Linked DNA regions of Homo sapiens: region 2 is linked to region 1. Evidence: chromatin loops called from intact Hi-C (ENCODE). Cell type or tissue: PC-9. All regions are shown on one strand. Each heading gives the region's core, and the rest is flanking DNA. Links, peaks and the distances in the headings are about the cores only. Region 1 has its middle 180 kb from the start of RPS6KA3. Region 2 has its middle 18 kb from the start of SH3KBP1.

The links. Hi-C counts contacts between places; a loop is a spot of excess contacts. Peaks named below come from ENCODE experiments on the same cell type or tissue, not always from the same donor. Only the 100,000 strongest peaks of a DNase experiment are listed, where the experiment ranks them.
Region 2: it touches region 1 in a loop (5-fold over the local background); 14 of 110 quality-filtered maps call a loop at or near these places.

The regions. Positions count from the first base shown.
Region 1 is chrX:20,438,939-20,448,191 of GRCh38, reverse strand. No RefSeq gene overlaps it. Among named protein-coding and RNA genes, the nearest start is that of RPS6KA3, 180 kb to the right of the region's middle. In PC-9, for the core only: CTCF peaks have their summits at 5,201 and 5,404 (motif pointing right); a DNase peak (open chromatin) is centred at 5,391.
Region 2 is chrX:19,901,627-19,909,986 of GRCh38, reverse strand. No RefSeq gene overlaps it. Among named protein-coding and RNA genes, the nearest start is that of SH3KBP1, 18 kb to the right of the region's middle. In PC-9, for the core only: a CTCF peak has its summit at 5,066; a DNase peak (open chromatin) is centred at 4,976.

The DNA of each region.
Region 1 (9,253 bases), core at 605-8,604:
GATCTCCTGATCCCCACTCTGGTGTTCATTCTGCTGTTCAGTCTCTCCTAATAATATTGGCCCTACCACCGAGAGTATGTGAGAATCACTGTGCATAAGGCCAGAACTAGTGTAAACATCACTAGGCTCCCAATGGGCACTACCCATTAGGCATCCACAAATTGTAGAAGAGAGGTTCAGCAATGCACACCCCAAAGAGAGGACAAAGAGTCTCCTGTGACACCCCTATCCTAAGCGGTATGTTTGCATGTGCACTTTTATAAGGTGTTCCATCTTGTCCTACTTATATTAACCTTCAGGAAGGTCGCCTCAGTGAACTTGGGACATGCTGTTCTTTTTCAAAGTGAATTTGCAAAATATTGCCAGTTCTTTCTTCCCGAAACAAGAAAGAAGAAAAATATCCTACTGCATTATTTCAATAGCTCTAACAAGACGAAATTTTGGCTTCTACCAGGAATAACAAAAGAGAGAGGGAGAGAGAGATTCTGGCTGCAGTCCCTGTAATAACCTCTAATTAGTGCAATGAATAACAGCCACCATCTCTTCTGTTTCCTCAGACCTTTCTGTCACTTCTCTAAGGGTCATAGAGGTTAGTAGCATCATGCCATCAAGAGGCAGCATCTGATTCTCAGCTGCTATTGGCTTTTATCCTTGTTGTTACCCTCCAACATTTGCATCTGTAGCCAATCGTCCACAACTCTTCATGACTTTCTCATTCTAACCTCAAGGCCCCTTGAATTCTCCCAACCTATGCCTAGCCACTTCCATAATGCTCCCAGGGGTACAGAAAAATCTGGATCTTCTCTGATACCACTGGAAAGCAACAAGAGACTTGAGAGTTGGTCTCATGCCCTTCCTACCTAGACTCTCCTAGATGTGCCCCCACTTCCACTCTAGATGATACATTGTGGGGAGAACTTAGACTTTTTCATCCCTTTTCTGTCCATGCCCAAAAATAAAGCACAAGATTCTCTCTACCCTCAGATCCCCAAACCTATCTGAGGGGTTTATCATGCTCATACCCAGTAGCATGCTGGAGCCAGCTCATACGGGCTTCCTAGAGCAAATTGTGTGCATCTCTTTCCAACTTCACAATCAATGATGTCACACTGGTAACTTGAAACTGGCCATAGTGGGAGTATTTACACCAAAAATTGACGAACTGCAAATTAGGGGATTTTTTTTCCCCTTGAAGAACCATCTTTTAAACATTTGCCAGCACATCACTGCCTGTGCCAACATCTTAACTTGACCGGGACAGGGAGTTGTGCGGGGGTCACTGAGCCCCTTCTTAAGGACACACCAATGTCTAAGCTACTCTCTCTCTCTCTCCTTTCTACCTTCCTCTCACTTGCCAGCCTCTGGAAATGTCAAAGTACAACTCTCATCAGAAATATTTCCCAAATATATTGTTTAAGGCACCTAGCTCTCACCTCCCACACATTCTAACTTAATTGGTCTGGGAACAACCTTGGCATTGGGGATTTGGTACAGGTGTAGCCTTGCCACTGGGGATTTTAAAAGCTGCCAGGCAATTCTAATGTGCAACAAAGTTTGGAAACAAGTGTTTAAGATACTGGCTCTCCACCCTAGTTGCACAATGCATCCTCTGGGAAGTATATATATATATATATGTGAATGTCCACCAAAAATCAATTAAAACTGAGTCTTTGCAGGTGGAGTCCAGACACTGTTAGGCTTTACAACATCCTCAGGTGATTCTAATGCAAGGAGAGGATTGAGAACTACTGGTTTATAGCAGAAATTTTGGCTCTGATAGTGTTAAAACTATGCCAGTAAAGCTCAAAACCTTAAAAATTTATTTAGAAGCTCAAAAGCTGTGAAAAGTCATTTCTTTCTATTTTCCTGCTATAACTACCCTACCTTGGGAGCAATCTGTAGAGAAAGGTTTCACTGCTGCCTGAATGGTGCAAGAAAGAGAAGTAAATGAATTCCTGTGGATGGATCATGCAGGGGTTACCATCTAAATATTACTCCCCTACAAGAATTTAAAACAAAACTATCAAAACTACATTCTCTAGTTTTCTTCAAGAGACAGGGGGAAATGGGGTAATCCCCAGGCTTCTGTCTTTTGTTTTTTAGAGTCTAGTTGGCTTTTCATTCTGTTTTTATTTTTCAGACACTCAGATCACTTTAAGGATCTTGTGGCATTGAGTCTCTACTTTGTAGCCAATTGGTCTCACATTTCAGAAGCTTGTTCCTCTAAAATGCACAATTAAATGCTGTCCCATGCTTTTTACTAAAAACTCCATTAGATACTCTATAACTCTCATGATTTTTGTAATCTTACACCCCAGTGAACCCTCAAATCACTTTTCCCTCCTAGATATTTCCCCTTTCCATTTTGATTTATTCAAGAGTTCATCCAACAGATCCACACGCTCAGTGATGGAGGTGGTGATAGTGGTATTGGTAAAAACACTAAATTAGCCACCAGCTCTATTATTTCACTGTGATATTAAGATATATCCCACAAATCCATCAACATGCCCACATGCCATAACAAGCTCACATGCAAATTGAGAAGCAGCCCTTTCAAGTCAGACTGACATGGATTTTAATCTCATGTGTGCCACCAAATAGACATGGGCTTTGGCAAGTTAATCAACCTCTCTGGGCCTCAGTTTCATCACCCATGAACCAGAGATACTTCTCTTAGAGGGGTGTTGTGAAGACCACAGTTAATATATTTAGAGTTATCAATTTAATATGTTAAGGCCTTTGATTATTATTTTGAGGTCTAGGCTTAGCCACATGACTACACCACATAGTGTATTCGTGTGCTTTTCTCACAAGCAGAGAGAAACAGTAAGCTTTCATTTTCCCTTTTTCTTTTAATATATTAGCAACCACTAACCTTTACCTAGCATTCAGTGTACCACATATGTGCCACAGGTTATAATAAAGAAAGGGCAGGGAGACAGAAAGAAGAAAGGAGTGGGAAGTATAGTGCATGAATTATCAACCCTTGCTTTCACACAGCCCCCCACCACCATGAATAATGATTAATATGCAAAGGGGAATTTGTTCCACCAGAAAATGATTCGGATGCCACCCTTACTCTTACGTCCAGAATTCACCACTTTCTAGTGCTCTTCTAATTCTCTTGATGACATACACGGAGAGCTTTTCTTGGGTGCAATAGTTTCTTCTCTGTGCTCCTCCAGCTGCACTTTGTTTTTATCTCCACCAAGCACTTGTCATGTTTTAATCTAAAATTTCCCAATACAGATTTGTTCCTTTCTCGATGTTTCTCAACCTTGACTGCACTTTGTAACCACCTGGGGAGCGCTAAAAAATATTGAAGTCTGGGTTCTACCCCCAGAGATTCTGATTTTATTGAACTGGGAGTGTGACTTGGGTATGGGAATTTTTAAGGGAGACTATAATCTCCAACCAAGTTTGAGACTCCCTGGCCAGCACCCTCCCCAGACTGTGAGCACCATGAAGGCAGTGACTGTGTCATACTCACTTTCATGTCCCTGGTGCATAGTATAGTGGCTGGCACAATGGTTGCTCAATAAATGTAGGAAGATGTTTAAGATCTTGTCATTTCTAATTCTCTCCCAAGTGAGGAAGGAAGTGACCAGGATATCCCTAACATTTGGATCCTGCAATCTTGAGTTCAACAATCCCAGGGGCTCCTATAATTGGATTCTCATGGATAATGATGACACTATGGGTAGTCCCCCCTGGTCCTCCCTTTGTACATTAAACAGATACAGAATAATTTCATGTTATTCAGAAGCCTGAGGGAGATCTATCATCAATCTTGTTCACAAAGGAATAGTGAGAATTCCCTCCCATGAAATGTTTAATGGAAGCAAAAAGAATACTGTAGCAAGATTTCCTTATCAGTGAATAGCCCCATCCAAGTAGAGGCATGTTAGCCCTTGATAGATATGGCAACATGAGACCCTGTTCCATAACCTCCACTGCCGCTCCTTATACCTAATATTTGTTTCATTTGGGACACATTTACTGAACGGATATTTTGTGTAAGATTCTGAGTTTAGTGTTTTGAGAAATTCAAGGAAGTGTTGGCATGATGAAAATACATCAAAATTGCATAGTACTTTAAAGTTTACAAAGCAATGTCACACACAGCACATTCCAAACTATATACTCCAAAGGATTCTTGTTCAGCTCATTCATTTGCCGATAAATTTACAAAGGTATCCAATCCTTCTTCCCTCTCCTTGCCATGGTTACAGCAAACGCTAACACTTTGGTTTCCACATCTAAAGCCAGCCCAACAAGAAAATGAGTTATTACTTGCCCAGGAATAATTTAAGAAGTTCTAGAAAGATCCCACAGCCAAAAGACACCTACCTTCCTCGCCCACATTTGAAATTTCAACATTTGAGAGTCTTCTCTTCCTGATATCCTGCTGGGAGGAGTAAGAGAAAATTCTCACGACTTAATGGATTTGTCAGCTGCTTCGTCATCCCAAGAAGCAAGGGAGAAGGGGAGCAGGATCAGTGATTGTTTGGAAGAGGATGAAGAAAGAAATGCTGGGGAGCCTGGAAAACAAATTCCTCCACCTCCGTATTCCACTTAAGGCCAGTGCTCCTTTTCGGTTTTGGGCAAAGTGATCATGCTCTCTAAATGTCCAAAAACAGGCTTAACTACACTTCTTTCTGAATACGCTCCTTAAATCTGCTTTCACTTGCTTGACATATTTTGTTTGTGTAGTTAAACCTTCTGAATATGAATTGCACATAACTGTCTCCAGATCACCTGACGGGGGGTAAAGTATTTCTCAACAAGGACCCTATTGGCATTTAGGATAGGACAACTCTCCTTCATACTAGAAGTTTTCTCTCCCTCCTCCATCTCAGCAAATGGAAGTAGTGCACCACCCCCCTGTACCCCAGTCACTCTGACAATCAAAAATGCTCCCACACACTTCCAACTGCTCACTGGGAGAGTGGTACTGATTTGGGTTGAGAATCGCTCATTTTACACCCTGAGCAAGCAAGACACAAAAGGCTCACAACCATTTTGGAGAGGCATTTTGCCTGCAGAACTTTGCAGATGGAGTTGTCATCTTATCCTATCACCTTCATTAACAAAGTAAATATTAGAAATTACCCAATCATGTAGAGCCTTTCTACCAGAAACAATACAAAATAAACCGGAAAAGATTCCCCCTCCCATCTTGTGAGAACTTACACATCACATGTATTCCTCTTCAGCTTCCCCTGAATTGAGTTGCTCCCAATAAAATTGCAAATACTTTATTCTGAAACCTTTGAAGAGGATTACTGAAGTGGTGATGTCTTACAGGTTACTCAATCAATACAAGTTGAACTTGACCCCAGACCGGAAAGTTAGGTCTACAAGAGGAACATTTCAGTGTCCCCCAGGGGGCGCCATAACCCCTTCACAAGTCTGTCAGCCCTTTGTTCACAAGTCTGTCAGCCCTTTGTTCTGTGTGTGGTTAGGCTGGTCTGCAGCCCTGTTCCATTATGAGGGTTGCTGTAAAGAATAAATCTCAAATGTGATCACCTGGGGACCAACTAGGTCACCTCTGGTGGCCCCATGGCACTTTGGCTGCACTGAGGTTTCGTAATCCACTCTTTCCCCTCAACAGTTTGATTATCCGTGGCCAAAGGTGATCCCAAGGTGAACCAGACAGTCCTGTTTCCAGGTGACAAGTCTCAAATTAATCCAATTCTCCAAGGTACCAAGCATTCCATTGCACGGGCTCTTGAACACTTCCATCCATTCAGACATACAATGCCTGTATCTCATCAAGAAAGAACCTGAATTCTGTTTCTCTAATCCCCCATGGCTAAGCAATAACTTGAGATAGTCCAAGTCTAAATGCTGAAACAATGCCACCAGGTAGTACAAGATTTCTTTCTCACTTTGCTAAGAACAGATTTTGGAAAGACAATCATTTTTTTCTGCACTCTTCCTATTGGTATCCTTTTTTTTTCTTTTTCTTTATAGTAAATTTCAAAGGCAGACCCAGTAATGCCACTCTTGGGTATATATCTAAAAGAAGTACCCAAACAGCCCTGTTGTGTACACTGTGTATAAAACTGTGTTCCATAGCAGTTTAACTCATTGCAAGTAAAAACTGAGGAAAAATTCATCAATTAGAGATTGGATAAGCAAACTATGGTACATCCATGCAACTGGATACTACCTAGCAATAAAAAAAAATGAACTATTGATGCACACTACAACATGGATGAATCTCAAATATATTATGATAAGTGAAAGAAGCCAGACCAAAAAATAGAGTGCATCTATTTATATGAATTTCAAAAACAGATGAGACTAATCTGTATCTTAAAATTCAGAATAGTAGTTACCTCTGGGAGAGGATGTTATTGGGGAACGAGAATGAGGAAATGTTCTGGGGTGATGAAATTGTTCTGTATCTATTTGCGTGGTAGTTACATGAGTGTATAGATAAAAATTCATCAAACTATACACTTAAGATTTATGCATTTTACTGTAGGTAAATTATTCCTTAATAAAAAGAATTCCAGGGCAAATACAAAATTATAAATATAGCTAAAAGCCCCTGTGAAGCATCTGATGCCCAGTGTTTATACTAATGTTTCTCTCACCCATGTCACACTTTGCAAAGTCATATTTTTATGCTTTCCTCTGAATTATATAATTGAACAGAAGTTGACGGTAACTCTTTCTTCTACAGAGCTGTTTGAGCCACAGGGGCATCCAGGAGAGTAAGCAAAATCTCCCAGCAGTCTCAGTTTAAAAAAATCAGATTAGTTAAGGAAGCACTTCTTCCTCATCCTCAAAACCTTGCCTGGAATCTTTGAGACAGGCCTCCTTTTATGAGGCCTACTAAACTCTACAATGACTGTTGGAGCAATAATTGCCCTATGTCCCCAAGTTTCTTCCTTTTCAAATTCAGTCTTTGCCCATGTGAATAATTTATGATAAGTCTTGTTTAGAAGACAAACACATTGTCTCCACCTGATTGAATGCCCCTTTCAGCCTTTTAAAATGCAATAAAGCAATTCAGTGTTCTAAAATTGTTTTCCCAGGCAAGCATTTAATTACTGCACAATTACCAAGACCATGCATCCAAACTGGCACTTGCTAACTCTATAGCAAGAATAATTTAAAATTTTTTTAAAAAACTATGAAGAGAATCATATTCCAGTTGTATACAACAGCACAGTGGGCTTCTTGAGTGCTTATCACATTTTTATCAAAGTGGAGCCAATTAGAATTTCAAAGGAAGTTATTGCAGCATTGCTTATGAGTTTTTGTTTCTGAACAGGCTAAGAAGAATTTGATGAAAACTTGATTTGTTATTGCATGTCAGAGTTCAAGGCCACTGGCTGAGCTCAGCAGAGGAAAACCCACCAAGAAGCTAAGCTGAGTAAAGAATATCCCAGTAATCTTTCATATTTTATCAAAATGTGAATGTCTTGAGCACATAAGTGGCAACTACAAAAGTTGAAAAACTTTGAATTCATGCCTGTTAAAAGTCATTTAAACATTTAAATTGAAGGATAAAATCAGAAAGCAAAGGCTTCTTAAGGAAGAGTTAGAACCAGAAAATCGAGATCTATCAGTCAATCTTTGGGGCCAACCTGAGCCACACACACCCAGGTTGCAGACCCCACGACTTCCTTCCCAGGTTTGCTAGAGTACTGTCTTAGATGGGGTGCTTCAAGAGCAGACCCTAGACTTGGATTTGCGTGCAAGTGATTTATCAAGGAAGAGCTCCCAGGAGAAACCAGTAAGAATAAGAAAACAGCAAGGCAGGGAAGAGGAGGAAGCCAAACAAGGGTATGATCTCAAGCATTTGGGGCTCACAACTCATCTGGATCCCAAGGAATGCTCTGAAGTGTGAATCCCACCCTGAGGCATGAGAACACCAGTCAGTCATTGGCTAATGGACCTGAGGTGGACGTACAAGGAGATAAACTCCCTATAACTTTAGGTTTTCTCCTAGTGCGTGAAAGTTGGCTCCAAGAGCCAAAGGACAGTTGTCTGAAAAAAAAAAAAAAAAAAACTGAAGGCAGTTGTGTACTGGTAAATGTTTAACAACTGGGTGGGAGCTGGGAGAAAAAGCCTTGATTTGTAGCCATTACCCATTTCCATGATGTAAAATACTCCCACCTTGGCCAATGTCAAACTACTGATTTGATGTCACTGAACATGGGGGTTTGGGAAGAAATGCACAGTAGCACCCCCCATTATATAGTATTTCTACCCTACAGATAAAATAGAAATAATCTCAAGATCATGGATAATAGTAGTATGTAGCAAAATAATTAGGAAGTGAAGAGTTTTTAGTATTTATTACCTTTCGTATAATATAATTTATTTTATTGTAAGTTTATACAGTCAATTCTCATTATTCATGGTACTTTTGTTCTACAAAGTTGCTGCAAACACTAAATCAGCAAATATCAAATCAACATTTCTAGAAGACATACAGAGTTGGGTTCCTGTGAACCTCTGGTCAAAGCATTTTCGTCAACCAACTATATTTTATATGTGTTTCTATTTAAGATGTCTTATTGCCGATTCATTAACACCAAAATCATGGCCCACAGCACTGCAGCTTATGCCTGAATGAAGCTCCTCTAACACGTATGTTTTCCCCATAAAGCACATCACAGCCTTCTTGTGCTTGGGAACATTAGACAGCACTTCAGCACTGTAATTGGAGGCCATTTTAAACAGTGAAATCACCCTCAAAAAGCAGAAAAATGTGAAAAACCTGGCACTAAATATACCACGAAAAGGACGCTTGTTTATAGTATGAAAGCTGAAACAAGAAGCCCTTGTTCAACCTCAGCTGGGAACGTGCACGTCGGGCAACTCAAATTTTTCGCAACTCTGCACACGCACATGTCCACAGATGACCACAAGTATTGATTTGGGGGTTACGAATAAATTTTAGTGAGTAAGTGAATTCACAAATATGGAATCCACAAATAATAGGAGTCAACTACCGTATAACTTAATTTTTAGTAATGGCCATGTTTAACAACCCACTGACAGAATTTCTAAAAATTTAACAGTCAGCTCTTGTAAGCCTGAATGAGCCAGCTCCAGCACAGCACTGACTGGACTAGACATTATCTTGACAACCATCTCCACTGGCCTGTAAACTCCTACTAGGCAGAAACCAGGTCTTGTTTATTTTGTTATTCCAGCACTTAGCACAATGCCTGGCTCATGGCAGGTAATCAGAAACTGTTAATGGAAAAATGGATGAATAAAT
Region 2 (8,360 bases), core at 361-8,360, 540 kb after region 1:
TTTTTTTTAGCTCTCACATATGAGTGAGACCATGTGATATTTGTCTTTCTGTGCCTGGCTTATTTGACTTCACATAAGTCCTCCAGTTTCTATCCATGTTGTTGCAAATGACAGGATTTCATTATTTTTATGGCTGAATAATAGTCCATTGTGTATATGCACCATGTTTCCTTTATCCATTCAAAAGGAAAGAGTGGAACTGGAATGTTTCTTTTTTTTTTCTTTTCTTTTTTTTTTTGAGACGGAGTCTCCCCTTGTCGCCCAGGCTAGAGTGCAGTGGCAATCTTGGCTCACTGCAACCTCCGCCTTCCAGGTTCCAGTGATTCTCCTGCCTCAGCTGTTGGAGTAGCTGGGATTACAGGCATGCACCACCATGCCCAGCTAATTTTTGTATTTTTAGTAGAGATGGAGTTTCACCATATTAGCCAGGCTGGTCTCAAACTCCTGACCTCAAGTGATCCACCCGCCTTGGCCTCCCAAAGTGCTGGGATTACAGGCGTGAGCCACGGCACCCAGCTGGAACTGGAATGTTTCTAACACAAATAATAAATGCTTAAGGTGATGCATATCCCAATTACCCTGATGTGATCATTACACATTGTATGCTTATATCAAAATATCACATGTTGCCTACAAATATATACAACTATTATGTATCCATGATAATTAAATATATATATATTTTGGCCAGGCATGGTGGCTCATGCCTGTAATCCCAGCACTTAGGAAAGCTGAGGCAGGAAGATCACTTAAGGCAAAAAAAAAAAAAAAAAAATAGAGTCATCAATAGATACTAAATATATGAGGCAATTTTGATGAGCAGGACATTTCAATGTGTAAAAGTGTCTTCTCACAGATCGCTTATTTATTGCAAGGCAGGAAGGAAAAACAGCAATTATACAGTGGAAAGAACAGACAACTCCTTGACTAGGGGATGGAAATTAACATCACCAAGGAGGAGCAGATGGACATCAGTGTGATACTGTTACAGTGGGTAGCTAGTCTGGTATGAGCAGGGCAGGAGAGGGCTCCCCCGACCCACATACCAGGAGTGTCAGGCAACCATCAGGTGATAGTCAGGCGGTGGTTAACTGTCTCTCTAAAATAATGGTGATCAGCAGCTTCCCGATAAGATCTCAGGAGTTGGGAGGAGTAACGCAAGACCCCAGAAGTATGCCAACCTATAAAACCCCAAGTCAAAAGGTCAAACCGTGCACTTGCTTTTCAGGTCGACTGCTTGGCTTTCTTCCAAGTATACTTCATTTCATTCCTGCTCTAAACTTTTTAAATAAACTTTCATTCCTGCTCTAAAACTTGCCTCCATCTCTCCTTCTGCCTTATGCCTCTCAGTCCAATTTTTTCTTCTGAGGAGGCAGTAATTGAGGTTGCTGCAGACCCGTACAGGTTCATTGCCGGAAGATATTTTGGTGCCGTGTGACACGGATATGGATTCTCCACTGCTAACAATAGATAACACAGCATCACTAATATGGTATGTTGGCTGGGAATGCAGCACTTGAATATAATCATAAAGAATCATCAGACAAACCCAAAATGAAGACCATTCTGGTTTTTAAAGAGGGCCTCCATTCTTTCTTTCTTTTCTTTTCTTTTCTTTTCTTTTTTTTTTTTTTTTTTGAGACAGAGTCTCCGTCTGTTGCCCAGGCTGGAGTGCAGTGGCACAATCATGGCTGACTGCAATCTCAACCTCCTGGGCTCAAACGATCTTCCCACATCAGCCTCCCGAGTAGTTGGGACCACAGGTGCATGCCACTGCACCTGGCTTTTTTTTTTTTTAAGAGATGGTGGGGGGCGGTGGGGGGGTCTCCTTATGTTGTCCAGGCTGGTCTTGAACTCCTGACCTCAAGCAATCCTCCTACCTTGGCCTCCCAAAGTGCTGAGATTACAGGTGCGAGCCATCATGCCCAGGCATGTTGATGATTTTGGTCCAAACCAATCTTCATGGCTATGGTGGCAAAATGATGATTTTCTAACTCCAGTGCTCCCTCTACACTTACCAGCTGGCATTGGCATTCTGCTGTAAGCAAGACTCCTCCCTTCTTCCCTGCTTATTTGTCTATTTATTATTGATATGGATTCATTTCTACTTTTTCAGTGGCTTATAATTCATTATTGTCCTTGATTATTTGGGAGCTCAAATGATCCTAGCTTTGGCCAGTGGGAGCCCCTTTAAGCTGATTGCTGTGTCCTCTTGATATGGACCTATCATTCCTTTTTTGACTTTATCTTTTTTATTTCAGTAGGTTTTTGGGAAACAGGTGGTGTTTGGTTACGTGAATAAGTTCTTTAGTGGTGATTTCTGAGATTTTGGCGCACCCATCACCAAGCAGTGTACACTGTAACCAATCTACAGTATCCCTTGCCACCCCCCACCCTTTGCCTCAAGTCCCCAAAGTCCATTGTATCATTCTTATGCCTTTGCATCCTCATAGCTTAGCTCCCACGCATGAGTAAGAACATACAATATTGGTTTTCCATTCCTGAGTTACTTCACTTAGAGTAATAGTCTCCAGCCAGGTGCAGTGGCTCATGCCTGTAATCCCAGCACTTTGGGAGGCTGAGGTGGGTGGATCACCTGAGGCCAGGAGTTCGAGACCATCCTGGACAACATGGAGAAACACCGTCTCTACTAAAAATACAAAAAAAAAAAAAAAAAATTAGCTGGGCGTGGTGGCTCATGCCTGTAATCCCAGCTACTTGGGAAGCTGAGGCAGGAGGATCACTGGAACCCAGAAGGTGGAGGTTGCAGTGAGGTGAGATCACACCACTGCACTCCAGCCTGGGTGACAGAGTGAGACTCTGTCTCAAAAAAAAAAAGTCTCCAATTCCATCCAGGTTGCTACGAATGCCATTATTTCATTCCTTTTTCGTTATTTCATTCCTTTTTATGACTCAGTAGTATTCCATTGTGTGTGTGTGTGTGTGTGTGTGTGTGTGTGTGTGTGTACCACATTTTCTTCATCCACTCGTTGACTGATGGGCATTTGAGCTGGTTCCATATTTTTGCAATTGCAAATTGTGATATGCACCTATCATTTCTTTTTAGCACTTCTTTGCTCTGATGCATAACAAAATGTTTTGGTCTTTATCTTGGACATTCCCTGCCCCAGGCTTGAAATCATTCATTTTTCTAAGGAGTCCTGGTTCCTTTTAGTGGGGGATGGTATTAGAGTCCAAGACTTGGGCCCTAGTGCCCATTGCTACTGGAGTGTCTTTGCTTATAAGCATTTTCAGCAGCCATATCTAGGAAACACACACACACACATACATGCATATATATACATATTTTAGAAATGATGAGGTCACACTGGCACCTACCATCCATCTCCATAGGATTCTTCCTTGCCTTCTCCTGTTTGATATTTGTATGTCCCTTCCTCCACAGTGAGAACCCTGGCTCCCAACATCAAACGATTTAATCATTTGCTCAATCCCATAATACATCTAAAGTAGTTTCGGAATTGCTTCACTTATACCACAGCAGGAAACAAACCTACTAAAAATAGTTCAGGATTTGTTTGCGGTTCTTCAGTGCCATGCCCCAAAGACAGAAGGTATATGGACAAATACTGTGTACATAAATTACTTGCATTAGTCTCCTCCACTCCTACCCCTGTGATATGGTCATGTTCTTCATTAGAAATACAGTTGTTTTTTCCAACTTGTTTTCAGTGGTAGCTCTCCCCACCATCCATGTTTATTTGATTTGATTTTTTTCAATATGTAGAACATTAACATACTTCCTCAAATCAAACTATACCAAAAGGTATGCTCAGGGAAGTGTCACTTCCTCCTGTATTCCTTCAATACTATTCCTTCCCACTCCTTGTAGGTGACCAACTTCGGGTTTCTCATTCCTGTGTATTTTTTGGTATAGACAAGCAGATATATGTATGTTTTCTTATTCCGCCCCCCCTCCCCGTTTTTTTCCATATACAGAAAGCAGCATCTTCTATATTCTCTTTTGCACTTTGCTTTTTTCACTTAAGAAATCTTGGAAATTGTTCCATACCAGTTTGTGCGATTGTCTTTTTTTTTTGACACGGAGTCTTGCTCTGTCGCCCAGGCTGGAGTGCAGTGGCACAATCTTGGCTCACTGCAACCTCCACCTCCTGGGTTCAAGCGATTCTCCTGCCTGGGCCTCCCAAGTAGCTAGGATTACAGGCGCCTGCCACCACACCCAGCTAATTTTGTATTTTTAGTAGAGAGAGGGTTTCACCATGTTAGCCAGGCTGGTCTCAAACTCTTGACCTCAGGTGATCTGCCTGCCTTGGCCTTCCAAAGTGCTGGGATTATGGGCGTGAGCCACCATGCCTGGCCTCATTCTTCCTTATAGCTGCATAGTACTCCACTGTGTAGCTGTTATCATAACTTATTCAACCACACTCTTATATTTGGACATTTAGGTAGTTTGACATTTTGCAATTACAAATCATGCTGTAATCAATAACCTTGTGCATATTTATTTTCATATTGTTGGAAGTGAATCTTCAGAGTAAATTCCAAAAAAAAAAAAAAAAAAGTGAGATTGCTGGGCCGAAGGGTAAAATGTATATGGAATGTTGTTAGATATTGCCAGCCCTTCTCCATGGGAGTTGGACCAGGGTGCATTTCCCCCAGCAGTGGATGAGAGTGCCACTTACCCCACAGTCTGGCCAGCAGTGTATTGACAAGCTTTTGAATTTTGCCAATCTGACCCATGAAAAATGATATCTCAGCATTTCAACCTGAGCTATTTTAATTTCAAACGCTAGAAAAAAGTCCTGGTTACAGTGTGATTGTCAGGTATTGAAACAGATTTTATAGACTCTCAACTTGGTATTCTCTAGAAAACTCTCTGGAAACAGTTTTCACCCTAGGAAAATTTTAGCATACATCCCACCCAACTGGATGGGGATGACTTCTGAACCGCTCTAACTGGTTTTTCTGCAATTTGGTCTCTTCCTGTTCATGTTTTAGCAGGTGGGGACTCTTCTAAAGCTTTCTTGCCCCACCTATTGGGCAAGAAGGGGAATTGAGCTGCCTTTCTAAAATACTGCCTAGAAACCAGATGACATGCAGCGCCCGCCAAGATGTTCTGGCCTCATAGACCTTAGTTCAAAACAAGAATCTAAAGAGAACACGATATGTAGATTTATAGCAATGGCTCCAACATACTTCTAGAACATGTATACCTAAACCACATTCTGGAGAGCGTTAGTTAATAAAGATAGTTGACATATTTTTTCTTAGCCGTTCTAACTCCTACATGTGTAAATTTTGGTGACAGCTGCTTGCTGCAGTTAGCCCCTAAGGTCTCAGATGCTCATTTTAAAAAGTTACTTCTTTACACGAAATGGAAGTAATTATTTTCTGGTTATGAGTAATGCATGCTTGATACGGGAAAGAAATCCTAGAAAATATGGGAAAGTATAAAGAAGAACATTAAAATGACCTGTATGCCTACTACTCAGTGGTAAGCATGGTTAACAGTTTGGTCTTAGTCCTTGTGTTCAGGCACAGTGGCTCACGCCTGTAATCCCAGCACTTTGGGAGGCTGAGGAGGGGGAGGATCATTTGAGTCCAGGAGTTTGAGACCAGCCTGGGCAACATAGTGAGACCCTGTCTCTACAAAACATTAGAAAAAAAAATTAGCTGGGCATGGTGGTGCGCACCTGTGGTCCCAGCTATTCAGAAGGCTGAGGTGGGAGGATCACTTGAACCCAGGAGGTCAAGGCTGCAGTGAACCGTGATCATACCACTCCAGCTTGGGCGACACAGTGAGACCCTGTCTCTGGAGAAAAAAATCCTTGTGTACTTTTGGCACATATATACCCACTTTGCATGCACACACATACACTTTTCTACTCTGTTTCTGTCTCTATATATGTATATATACACATATAGGTGTACATACCTACATATACAAAAATGCTCATTTTTCATCCGGGTGTGGTGGCACACCTGTAGTCCCACCTACTCTGGAGCCTGAGATGGGAGGATTGCTTGAGCCTGGTAAGGAGGTTGAGGTTGCAGTGAACCATGATCATGCCACTGCACTCCAGCCTGGGCGACAGAGCAAGACCCTGTCTCAGAAACAAAAAACAAAAAACTCATTTTCCTACACATTATACATGCACACTTTGTAAACAAAAATTGAATAGTTGTTGGCCAGGTGCAGTGGCCCATGCCTCTAATCCCAGCACTTTGGGAGGCTGAGGCAGGTGGATCACTTGAGCCCAGGAGTTTGAGACCAGCCTGGGTGACATGGCAAAACCCTGTCTCTACCAAAAATACAAAAAAATTAGTTGGATGTGGTGATGTGCGCCTGTAGTCCCAGCTACTTGGGAGGCTGAGGTGGGAGAATCGCTTGAGCCTGGGAGGTGGAGCTTGCAGTGAGCCAAGATTGCGCCACTGCACTCCAGCCTGGTGACAGAGCCAGACCCTGTCAAAAAAAAAAAAAAATTGAATGGTTGTTAACATACCATTTTGTAATTTGCTGTTGTCACTTTTTCCATTCATTAAAAAGCCCTATGGCCATGCACAGTAACTCGCACCTGTAATCCCATCACTTTGGGAGGCCGAGTGGGGAGGATCACTTGAGGCCAGGATTTGGAGACCAGCCTGGCCAATATGGCAAAACCGCATCTCTAATAAAAATTTAAAAATTATCCGGGTGTAGTGGCTCACGCCTGTAATTCCAGCTACTCGGGAGGCTGAAGCATGAGAATTGCTTGAACCTGGGAGGCTGAGGCTGCAGTGAGCCGAGATCACACCACTGCACTCCAGCCTGGATGACAGAGCCAGACCCTGTCTCAAGAAAAGCTCTATAGCAAAACGTTTGTTACATAGTAATCTTTTATTTTATTTTGTTATTTTATTTACTTATTTATTTATTTTGAGACAGAGTCTCGCTCTGTCACCCAGGCTGGAGTGCAGTGGTGCGATTTCAGCTTACTGCAACCTCCGCCTCCCAGGTTCAACCGATTCTCCTGCCTCAGCCTCCCAAGTAGCTGGGATTACAGGTGTGTGCCACCATGCCCGGCTAATTTTTGTATTTTTAGTAGAGACGGGGTTTTGCCATGTTGGCCAGGCTGGTCTCAAACTCCTGACCTCAAGTGATCTGCCCACCTTGGCCTCCCAAAGTGCTGGGATTACAGGCGTGAGCCACCATGCCTGGCCTGCTGTCTTGATTTATGAATTTTAGGCACTATCTATTGAGTTTCTCCAGTAATAGATAAGGATTTTGCTTTCTTACTCCCCTGCCTTCCAACCCCAAAGTCTGCCAATTTATTATTATCATATTTTTTGGTTAATATTAATTGCTTGACATTATACAGCCACATAAATATTGGTTTCTCTCTCTCTTTTTTTTTTGCTGTGTTTTTTTTTCTTTCTTTCTTTCTTTTTATTTATTTTGCTGAACCAGGTGGATTATACAGATTGTTTCCTTTTTTACAACTTAGTTTTTCCCAATGTCAATAACTGCCTTGCATTTTCTTACTTGCTTGGTTTTGGACACTCATTCAAATCCTCTGTGTTAGTTCCCTATGGCTGCTATAACTAGGCCAGAAGTTCAAAGTGGGTCTGACTGGGCTAAAATCAAAGTGTTGACAGGGCTGCATTCCTTCTGGAAGCTCTAGAGGAGAATTCAATCTCTTGCTTTTTCCAGCTTCGAGAGGCTTCTGCATTCCTTGGCTGGTGGCCACCTTCCATCTTCAAAGCCGGCCATGGCCAGTCAAGTCTTCCTCATGCTGCGTCATGACTCCCACACTCTCTTCTTCCCTGTTCTATATTGAAAGGTCCTTGTGATTACATTGAGTCTACCTGCGCAACCCAGGATAAATTTCCCATCCCAAGAGCAGCTAATTGGCAACCTTAATTTCAATTGCAACCTTAGTTTTTTTCATGTAACAACATATTCACAGGCTCCACAGATTAGGGTGTGAACATGTTTGGGAGGCCCATTATTCCACCCAACATCTAGATCCTCCATTAAATCTGCCCGAGGCTTATCAATAGCATGTTCCAAACACTCAGTTAAACCAGACTTCCCTCCTAGAGACTCCATTCAGTTCAAGCTGAACTGACCTGCCAGACAGTGCCATCCAGGGATTTCTCTCTCACTGCATTTGTGTATGGGATCCCTCGTTTCGTAAGTCTCATGTTTCTGCTGTCTTAACATACTCCTTTTTTTTTTTTTTTTTTGGCTGGAGCACATACTTCTGACGTTCTGTAAAACGAGGACATGGGAGGTATGTATTTGGAGTCCTTACATGTCTGAAAATGTCATTATTCCATGTTTATATTTGATTGATGGTTTGGCTGAGTATAGACTTCTAGGTTGAAGAGCCCACTTT